Regions from separate parts of the Homo sapiens genome. Here region 1 is linked to region 2. A link is an interaction called in ENCODE POLR2A ChIA-PET data of the cell type or tissue named here. Cell type or tissue: B cell. All regions are shown on one strand. Links, peaks and the distances in the headings refer to the core of each region. The heading gives the core; the rest is flanking DNA.

What was found. Peaks named below come from ENCODE experiments on the same cell type or tissue, not always from the same donor. Only the 100,000 strongest peaks of a DNase experiment are listed, where the experiment ranks them.
Region 1: POLR2A ChIA-PET joins it to region 2 with 5 read pairs; 1 of 35 experiments calls an interaction of 5 or more read pairs at or near these places.

What each region holds. Positions count from the first base shown.
Region 1 is chr12:49,646,424-49,651,007 of GRCh38, forward strand. It overlaps FMNL3 (formin like 3), which reads right to left. Exons shown (of 26, transcript NM_175736.5): 17 at 4,253-4,455; 18 at 3,268-3,502; 19 at 3,047-3,115; 20 at 2,836-2,916; 21 at 2,606-2,735; 22 at 1,770-1,930; 23 at 1,280-1,381; 24 at 853-945; 25 at 463-586. Among named protein-coding and RNA genes, the nearest start is that of PRPF40B, 25 kb to the left of the region's middle. RefSeq lists an enhancer at 1,193-2,185. In B cell, for the core only: no CTCF peak of the experiment used is centred there; no DNase peak of the experiment used is centred there; H3K27ac peaks cover 227 bases.
Region 2 is chr12:50,515,558-50,520,141 of GRCh38, forward strand. The region is part of intron 1 of DIP2B (disco interacting protein 2 homolog B); the gene reads left to right. Among named protein-coding and RNA genes, the nearest start is that of DIP2B, 13 kb to the left of the region's middle. RefSeq lists a silencer at 203-252 and enhancers at 1,975-2,024, 2,045-2,134, 2,195-2,484. In B cell, for the core only: no CTCF peak of the experiment used is centred there; a DNase peak (open chromatin) is centred at 2,284; H3K4me3 peaks cover 1,004 bases; H3K27ac peaks cover 2,500 bases.

The DNA.
Region 1 (4,584 bases), core at 1,246-3,745, 870 kb before region 2:
CAGCATTAGTGGGAGAGAGACCACTTCCCTAAGGACACATGCAGGGGATATGCCACACTTCTCAGAGCATGGGGCATGCAAGAAGTATGTGTCCCCATTGCTGGGAGGCTGCCAGAGGGTGATTGCAAGTCATGCAGGAAAGAAGGTGCCTGTGGTCTCCCAGCAGGAATCCTGGGAGACGGGCATGCAGAGGGGGCAGCTGCGGTGCCCAGTACCTGTCGGGCCCCAACCTTGGGGGCTAACAGTTTGACTCATCATGGTGGGCTGCATCACAGAAGAAGCGTGAGCCCCGCTTGGCAGTACGGGCCGTGAAAGGGACACTCTTCAGCACTGTGGCCCAGGAGAGAGACACAGTGGTCAGGCCTCATGGGGGGTGGGGTGGGAGGAGAGCCCAAAGGGGTTAGGTTGAGCTTTGGGAGCTGGGTGCAATGGCCAGGCCCCAGGGAGTGAAAAGGGCCCCACCTGTGATGATGTCCTCGATGGTACCATCCTTCCCCTCATAAACAGGCCGGTGTTCCTTGGCCTGGCGCCGCCTCAACTCTGCTATTAACTCCTGCTGTTGCCACTTGTTCCGCTGGGATGGGGTCTAGGGCCAAGAATGTGGAGGGGAAGGAAGTCATCACTAACCTAATGTGGGACTGGTTCCTGCCCCAAGGTGCAGTCTGAGGATGCCACTGCTTGTGCACTGCTAGGAATCCCCAAAGGCCCTCCCTCCATCCCTCTGGATGCCAGCCCACTGGCCCTCTGGGTGGTCTGTCCACTCCAAGTTTTCATCTCCTCTAGCCTTCTGACCCCCAGCCCCCACTCTTTTGCCTTGTCGTCCTCCAGGCCCCAGCTCTTGGTCCCACCCACCTTGGCATCCAGTTTCTTGGCTTCCTGAGCCAGCTGCTTCTCCCGCATTACCTCCTCCTGCTTCTTGCGGGCTTCATTCTCTTGTTCTGCTTCCTAAGAGCCATGGAAGATGGGGGGTGGGGAGTGAGGCTCATAGGCTGTGAGGGGAGGGGCTGACACTGAGGTGGAGAGTGGGTGGCAGTGGGACCCGCTAACTCCAGGTGGCCACCCTCTGGAGGGGCACTTCCTGCCCCAAACAATGACAGGAAGGTCCTGGGCCCCACCCTGCCCACCAGTTCACAGCTAAGAGGCCTGTCACCAGCTTGCATCGCTCCCTTCCCAGGACTCGGAGGAGGAGTCGGAAAAGGCCCATACTTTAAGCCCAGGCTTCTCTCCCCCAGCCAGTTTTCTCGCAACCAAACTTCTTAAAAAGCTCTCTGCAGCTTACCTTGTAAGAACGAATGAATCGGACAAATACTGGGAAGAATACAGAAGGAGGTGTAGTCTTGGGACTCTCGCCAAAGTAGCGCACAACTGCATTGTAGGCCTCCTGGGGAAGGGGTGGGCAGAATGGGTCACCCTGGCAGGAAGATCAGCCCAGCTCCCACACCACGGATGAGAGGCCTGCAGAAAGCAGAGCCCAGGGCCAAAGGGAGGAAAACCAAGCACCCAGGCCCCTGTGAGCTGGAGGGAACCTGGGGCTCCCAAAGCTCCTGAGTATGAGTCTCCAGAGGCAGCTGCCTGGCACTCCCAAAGCGCTCTCTCTCCCCTACATGTCTCCAGAGGCAGCTGCCTGGCACTCCCAAAGCGCTCTCTCTCCCCTACATGTAGCCAGCCAGCTGCTTGATTTAAAAAAAAAAAAAAATAGAACTAGGGCCACCTAGAGGGGCCTGGTGCCTTGGCCCTGGTTGCTCCCACCGCCTGCACCCCGTGCTTGCCTCAGCCGTCTTGGCGTCCCGCTGGAGCTTGTCTAGTTTGCCTTCATTGGTACTGAGGAAGTTCCGGAGGACGCTGTTGTCATGGATGCTGCACTCACGCCGAATCAGCTCCATGCCCCGGCCCAGCTCCTTCACGTCCAGCAGCACGTTCTCCAGGGACACTGGTCACCAAAAGCCTGGCTGAGGAATGCCTAGGGCCTGGCATGCTCACCTCCCAGCCCAGAGCTATATCAAACTCTGGCCCTCCCCCTCAGCATGGGCTCACTCAGGTTCACATACCTGTATGGACATAAGGAAGTACACACCAAGCTAGCTGATCCCTCACAGGGGGAGGGAATGGAATGGAAACTGAGCTTGTGACCCCAAAGAACACAGTAGCAAAGGCAGGCAAGCCACAGAGACTGCTGGTCTCCAAAATGAAACTGCCTCAGGCCTGCCCTAGGGTTCATGGGTGGGGCAGAAATAACAGCTACCTCATGTCTATAGAGAGCTTTATGATTTTTTTCTAAGCACTTCACATACATCATACACAAAACACAAGACCTCTGGGGCCAGCTTGAGGGAGTTGGGAGTAAAGAGCGACTGCTCCCCTTCTTGTTCCTGCTCCCACTGTACCTAGCTGGGAAGGGCTGGGCTGGGCCAGGCCTGGCGCCTGGAGGAAGGCTCCCTCTGGAGTGGCCCCTGCTTAAGGCTCCAGCGGAAAGCTTTGAAGTGGTCAGAAAGAAGATAACAAAAGCCAGAAACAAATGGACCCAAGTGTTCTCTCTCCTCATAGCTTCCTGGGATTGTCCTGGGCTGGATGTGAGGGCAGGCCCACCCAGCCAGGCTCTCCTCACCTGCTGCAGCCTTCTCAACAAAGTGCAGCTCATGCCAGAAGTTAGCCAGGTCTGGGTATTTCTCCTTCACTGTCAAGGCGATGAAATGAAGCAGTGTCATCTTCCGGTCAGTGGACTTGGTATCCAGCAGCTAGGAGAGGGGGTGAGGGCGGTGCACAAGAGCTAAGCACTCTGGCTCCACAACTGCTGCCCCCCAGGCTTCCTGGCCCACGCTGCCCTCACCATCTTACCAGATCCAGGCTCTGGAGCTTGAAGCCATACACAGCTCCCCGCTTGCTGCTGTTCATGTAGTTCCCCAGTGCAAGTATGATCTGTCCAAAGAATGTGTGGGAGGCAGGTCAGGCTCAGGTCCTGAAGGCTCCTTCTTCCTCTCTGTATAGCCCCAGGCCCCCACCTAGGACCTGAAAACCCCCAGCACCCCTGTTCACAACCTCTTCCCACCTCCAACATCTGCTTCAGCTTCTGTGAAGACTTGACGGAAGCGGACGCCGCAATGATGGCATTGAGTTGCTGTAGGACAATATGAACACTGAAGTAACCCCAGGCTGAGATGGGGTAAAGACAGGGAGGGGTCAGAAGGACTGGAAGGGCAGGGGAGGTGACTAGCAGATGGAGGGTGGAGGGACAGCTGTCCAGAGCCATGAGTTGGGTGGGGGCTGTACCGGTGTGAGCATCTGCAGGTTATCCTGGAAGTTCCCCAGGAAGGCCATGCCAGCCATTCGCTGGGTCAACCGTTCCACCTTGCTGAAGAGCAGCATGAAGCGGTCCTCAGCTGCCAACTCCTCCAGGGGCTGCCGCTCCCGCTCATATTGCCGCAGCAGCTTTACCTCAGCCTCTGTGGGCAGGAAGCGCATCAGGCACTCCACGAAGTCCACAGGTAGTGTCTGCAAGTCAAACCTGTGGAGGAGGGAGGGACCACCTCAGTTCTCACATCTCTCCACGTTTTCCCTCATCCCTTTTATTCTCCAAGCTCCTAGAAGAACTGGACAGGGGACTGTACACGGAACACAGCCAAAGGCAAAGGACCCATTGCATCATCTGTCACAGCACCAGCAATGATCCCGGGGGAACACTCCATGCTCCTGTTTAATAAGCCCTTTGATGTACTCCCACTGTACCTAGGGTGAAGTCCAAACACCTGAGCATGGCTTACGAGGTCCAGCCTGCAAGACTTCTGCCCAACTCTCTACCTTCTCCTGCTCCTCTCCCTACACTAAAGCCAGATTCAATTTTTAGTACCCAAGGCACTATGCTTCTCCCTCCAGGCCCTGAACTGGACTAACTCATATCTTTTCTTCAGGTCCCAGTTGAGACATTACCTCCTCTGGGAAGGCTTCCCTCATTCATCACCAAGCTCAGCTACATGAACCTCCCTATTCTCCCAAAGCTGCCTGTATACTTCTACCATCCTGGTGGTATCACTCAGTGTTACTGCACTGTTCCCAATAGACTGAGAGCTCCTTGGGTGAAGGTCTGGGCTGAACTGCCAGCACAGATGCAGTAAATTCTAGCCAAGCCAGTGGATGACTAGGGGGATGTGAGGGAGTTCTGTCAGATGACCTGGAATCTAGGGAAACCCAGGCTCCTGGGTGGAGAACTGGGTTGCCAACAGACTAGGGACCAGAGCCAGGTCAGTGGGAGCCTCACGTATGAATGGCCCTGCAGATCTCCTCAGCCGAGCGGCCAGCCTTGCGTAGGGTGATGGCCAGGTTCTTGGCACGATTGGCTTCCAACAGAGTCACCTTGCTGGCAGCTTTTTGCGCTGTCTTGTTTTTGGAGCAGATGAGGTCAAGGGCAGGGCCCTGCGCTTTTGTCTTGAATAATTCTTCAAACTTATCAAGATCCAGGTCCTGGCAGGAATAGGTGAGCAAGGAAAACGCTGTAGCCTCATACTAGTGGAGGACCTCATGACAGCCCACCCAGCATTGGCCCAGAGCTCTGTCACTCTGGAATATTTCCTGAATACAAACACAAAGTGT
Region 2 (4,584 bases), core at 1,215-3,714:
TCTCCCCTTCCTAACCTTTGTGGCATAGTTTCCTTCTGGCTTCCTAACCTTCCTCGTGCTCTCTCTGGGGTTTCTTCTACTCTTTCTTTCTCCTGATGAGGGTATTCCTCAGATTTGTGTCTGTTCTTCACCTCACTTTACATACAGAGATAAGTAATCTTATCTGTGCCCAGGGCTTCAGCTGTCATGGCTGTGCACGTGGTTCCCTAGTCTGTATCTGTAGCCCTGACTTGCCTCTGCTCTAGACATTCCATTGGTTCCCCCATGCTAACTTGGTAAGTCTAAAACAACTCTGTTTCAACTTCCTCCTCCACCCCTGCCCCCACCTCCCTGCTTCACAGATAACTGTATTTCAGAATGTCCACTTACTATCTCCATCCATTTCTGCTGCTATGACAAAATACCTTAGACTTGGTAAATTATAAATGATAGAAATTTATTGCTCACAGTTTGGAAGCTAGGAAGTCATAGATCAAGAAGTCAGAAGATTTATTGTCTGATGAGAGCCTGCTGTCTACTTCAAAGATGGCACCTTCTTGTTGCATCTTCACATGGTGGGAGGGGCAAACAGGCTCCCTCAAGCTTGTTTTATAAGGGCACTAAGCCTGTTCATGAGCACTCCTCTTTCATGACCTAATCACCTCCTAGAGGCACCATCTCTCTCTCTCTCTCTCTCTCTCTCTCTCTCTATCTCTATCTCTATCTCTATCTCTATATCGAGAGAGTCTTGCTCGTCACCAAGGCTGGAGTGCAGTGGCGAGATCATAGCTCACAGTAGCCTTGGATTCCTGGGCTTAAGCGATCCTCCCACCTCAGCCTCCCAAGTAGCTGGGATTACAGGCGTGTGCCACCACACCTGGCTGATTTTTTATTTTTTGTAGAGATGGGGTCTCGTTATGTTTCCCAGACTGGTCTCAAACCCCTGGCCATGAATGATACTCCCACCTTGGCCTCCCAAAGTGCAGAGATTATGACTGTGAGCCACTGTGCCTGGACCCCATCTCTTAATACTATCACATTGGGAATTAAGTTCCAACATAGGAATTTTTGGGGGACACTGACATTCAGACCATAGTAACTTACCAAAGTCAAAAAAATTGAGAGTCATCCTTATATTCTAAAAATATTTTGTTTTGGCCGGACACGGTGGCTCATGCTTATAATCCCAGCACTTTGGGAGGCCAAGGTGGGCGGATCACCTGAGGTCAGGAGTTCGAGACCAGCCTGGCCAACATGGCGAAACCCTATCAGTACTAAAAATGCAAAAATTAGCTGGGTGTGGTGGCGGGTGCCTGTAATCCCAGCTACTCAGGAGGCTAGGCTGAGTTAGGAGAATTGCTTGAGCCCAGGAGACGGAGGTTGCAGTGAGCAGGGATCACAGTGAGCCAAGATCGTGCCACTGCACTCCAGCCTGGGCGACAGAGCAAGACTCTGTCTCAAAATCCGCCTCCCGGGTTCACGCCATTCTCCTGCCTTAGCCTCCTGAGTAGCTGGGACTACAGGTGCCCGCCACCACGCCCGGCTAATTTTTTTGTATTTTTTTAGTAGAGATGGGGTTTCACCGTGTTAGCCAGGATGGTCTCGATCTTCTGACCTCGTGATCCACCTGCCTTGGCCTCCCAAAGTGCTGGGATTACAGGCGTGAGCCACCGCACCCGACCAAAAAATTTGTTTTAATTAGATTTTTTTTTTTAAATTAAATAGAGATGGGGTTTTGCATTGTTTCCCAGGCTGATCTCACTCCTGGGCTAAGGTGATCCACCCGTCTTGACCTCCCAAAGTGCTGAGATTACAGGTGTGAGCCACCTTGCCCAGTGATCCATATTCTAATGGATCACTGAGTCTTGTTGTTTCTACTTCCTGTTCTCCATATCATTCCAGTGTTAGTTCAGGCACTTATTTCTTGCTTAGACTAATGAGGTAGTCTCCTAACTCATCAGCCTGTCTCGGTCTCTTCTCCCTTCAGTAGGTCTTTCTCTACCCTGTCACTGATTGATCATTCTGAAACACAAACCTAATTGTGTTCTCTTCCCTGTTTAAAAGTTTTCCTTGGCTTCTCTCAGTCACAGGATAAACTCTAAGCATCTTTCTTTGTATACCAAGACCTGCCTGCCTTTTTACCCTCATTTCCTGCTCTGTCTATATTTGTTGTCTGCTCTCTAGCCATGCCAGATGACTTGCACTTCCATGAATGCACTGTGCTTTTTTTCACTTGTATGCTTTTGTATACATTGCCATTCTCTAAAATGTCCACTCTGGTATGTTCTTCCCCTTTTTTTGCCCGGTTAACTTCTGTTTCAGTTTCCTGTGAGTTTCCAGTTAACTTCTGTTTCGTTCCAGTTTCCTTTTCTAAGCTCTTTTAAGAAGTTAAATCTCTGTATAAGTAGTCATCAGTTATTGAGAGCTTATGATGTAATAGGTCCTGTGCTTAGCACTTCATATACCTTGCCTGGCTAGTAAGTAGGTGCTGAATACATAGCTCCTATTAGCATAATGATGATGAGGGAACTGAGGTAGCAAAAAGCACCTAAACATTGCATACAATGTATCTTCCCACCTGTGGTTACACATTTCCCATAAGGTAGCATTCTGGACGCATGGCACTGGGAAGGAGCACTGAATTTAGGAGTCATGCTGAATTGGGTTCACATATGGTCTTGGGCAACTTTTTTTTTTTTTTTTTTGAGACAGAATCTCTCTCTTATTGCCCAGGCTGGAGTGCAATAGTGCGACCTCAGCTCGCTGCAAGCTCCGCCCCCTGGGTTCAAGCGATTCTGCTTCTTCAGCCTCCCGAGTAGCTGGGATTACAGGCACCCGCTACCATGCCCGGCTAATTTTTGTATTTTAGTAGAGATGGACTTTCACCATGTTGGCCAGGCTGACCTCAAGTGATCGCCCACCCCGGCCTCCCAAAGTACTGGGATTACAGGCGTGAGCCACAACGCCCGGCCCTTGGGCAAGTCTTTGAAATGTGTTTCTAATCTTAACAACTCCTAGAGATAGGTGTGCAGTTTCTGTACAGTGTGCTGGGATTGGAAACCAAGTCTGTTTGGTTCTAAGCCCTGTGGTGTTTCCACACAGCCATTTTGACCTCCATCTCCCTGAATCTTGTTTCAAGTAGTTTCAGCAGAATTCTCCTGCATCTTAACTGGTATGTCTCATTTTCCTTAGGATACAACTTCTGTCTTTTTTTGTTTGTTTTTGTTTGTTTTTTTGAGACAAGGTCTTGGTCTGTCCCCTAAGCTAGAGTGCTGTGGCATGATCTTAGCTCACTGCAACCTCAAACTTCTGTACACAAGCAATCCTCCAAGTAGCTGGGATTACAGGTCCATGTCACCATGCCTGGCTAATTTTTTATTTTTTGTAGAGACAGGGGTCTCACTTTGTTGCTGCCCAGGCTGGTCTTGAACTCCCGGGCTCAAGCAGTCCTCCTGCCTTGGCTGCCCAAAGTTCTGGGATTACAGGCATGAACCACTGCATCTGGCCACAGCTTCTGCGTTTATTTTTTTGGGGGGTAGGGCTCCCTGGAGGGAGAAGAATGGGAATGTTCTATCTTATTCTCAGAGAAAAAGGTATAGGGGTGTAATTTGTTATTTCTTACCATGCTTTGCAGGAACTAAAGGGGTTAACACTCTGTAGATTATATTTGGAGGGTTTCCTTCATACCAGTATAACTACTGGCAAGATGTGACTTTTATTTCTTTTCTTATTTCTTAAAATTTTTTTAGAGATGGGGTCTCACTGTATTGCCCAGGTTCGCCTTAAACTCCTGGGCTCAAGCGATCCTCCCTCCTTGGCCTCCCAAAGTGTTGGGATTACAGGCATGAGCCACTATGCTGAGCCTCTTTTATTTTTTTTAAAAGAATGAAAAATATGAAGTGCATCTATAAAGTGAAAGGTAATTTTATGTACTTGTCTTTTGTTGTGAAGTTACTTTTTCTTCCTTGAATTGAGATGGAGATGATGAGAAGCTGAAAGGGGAAACCCAGGATGATAATATTTTGGATGCTACATGGGACAGCCCTAAATGAAAATTCACAGGTCTAGCCTAGCATCTTTGAAAGGTCTGTGTTGTGAACAGGCCTCGAGCTTCTGGGTTATTGATTCTGGGTTGTACTTACATGGTGATGCAGAAAGAGTTTTTAGTCTTTTTTCCCCCAGGATATTTAATGTTTAATGTAAAAATTAATGTATAAATGAACATAGATGCTTCTGTGAATGACATGTACTTTAATTGGTTTTTCTTGGAGGTTTTTTTTTTTGTGGTGAAGAAATAGTGCTCTAATACCCTTTATTTTTGGAGGACTGTTGCTTTTAGGCATACATTAAAGCATCTGCAAGATTTTTTTTTCTTTTTCTTTCTAAGAATTTAAGATCATATTGTTGTAAGTTAATCATGGGCCAGAACTTATGGCTTTTAATTCAGTTCAGATATGAATAAATTTTATAGTGCTGACCAGTCTTGTCATTGAATCTCCTTTTTTTTTTTTTTTTTTTTTGAGACAATGTCTTACTTGTCACCCAGGCTGGAGTGCAGTGACATGATCTCGGCTCACTGCAGCCTCCGCCTCCTGGGTTCAAGCC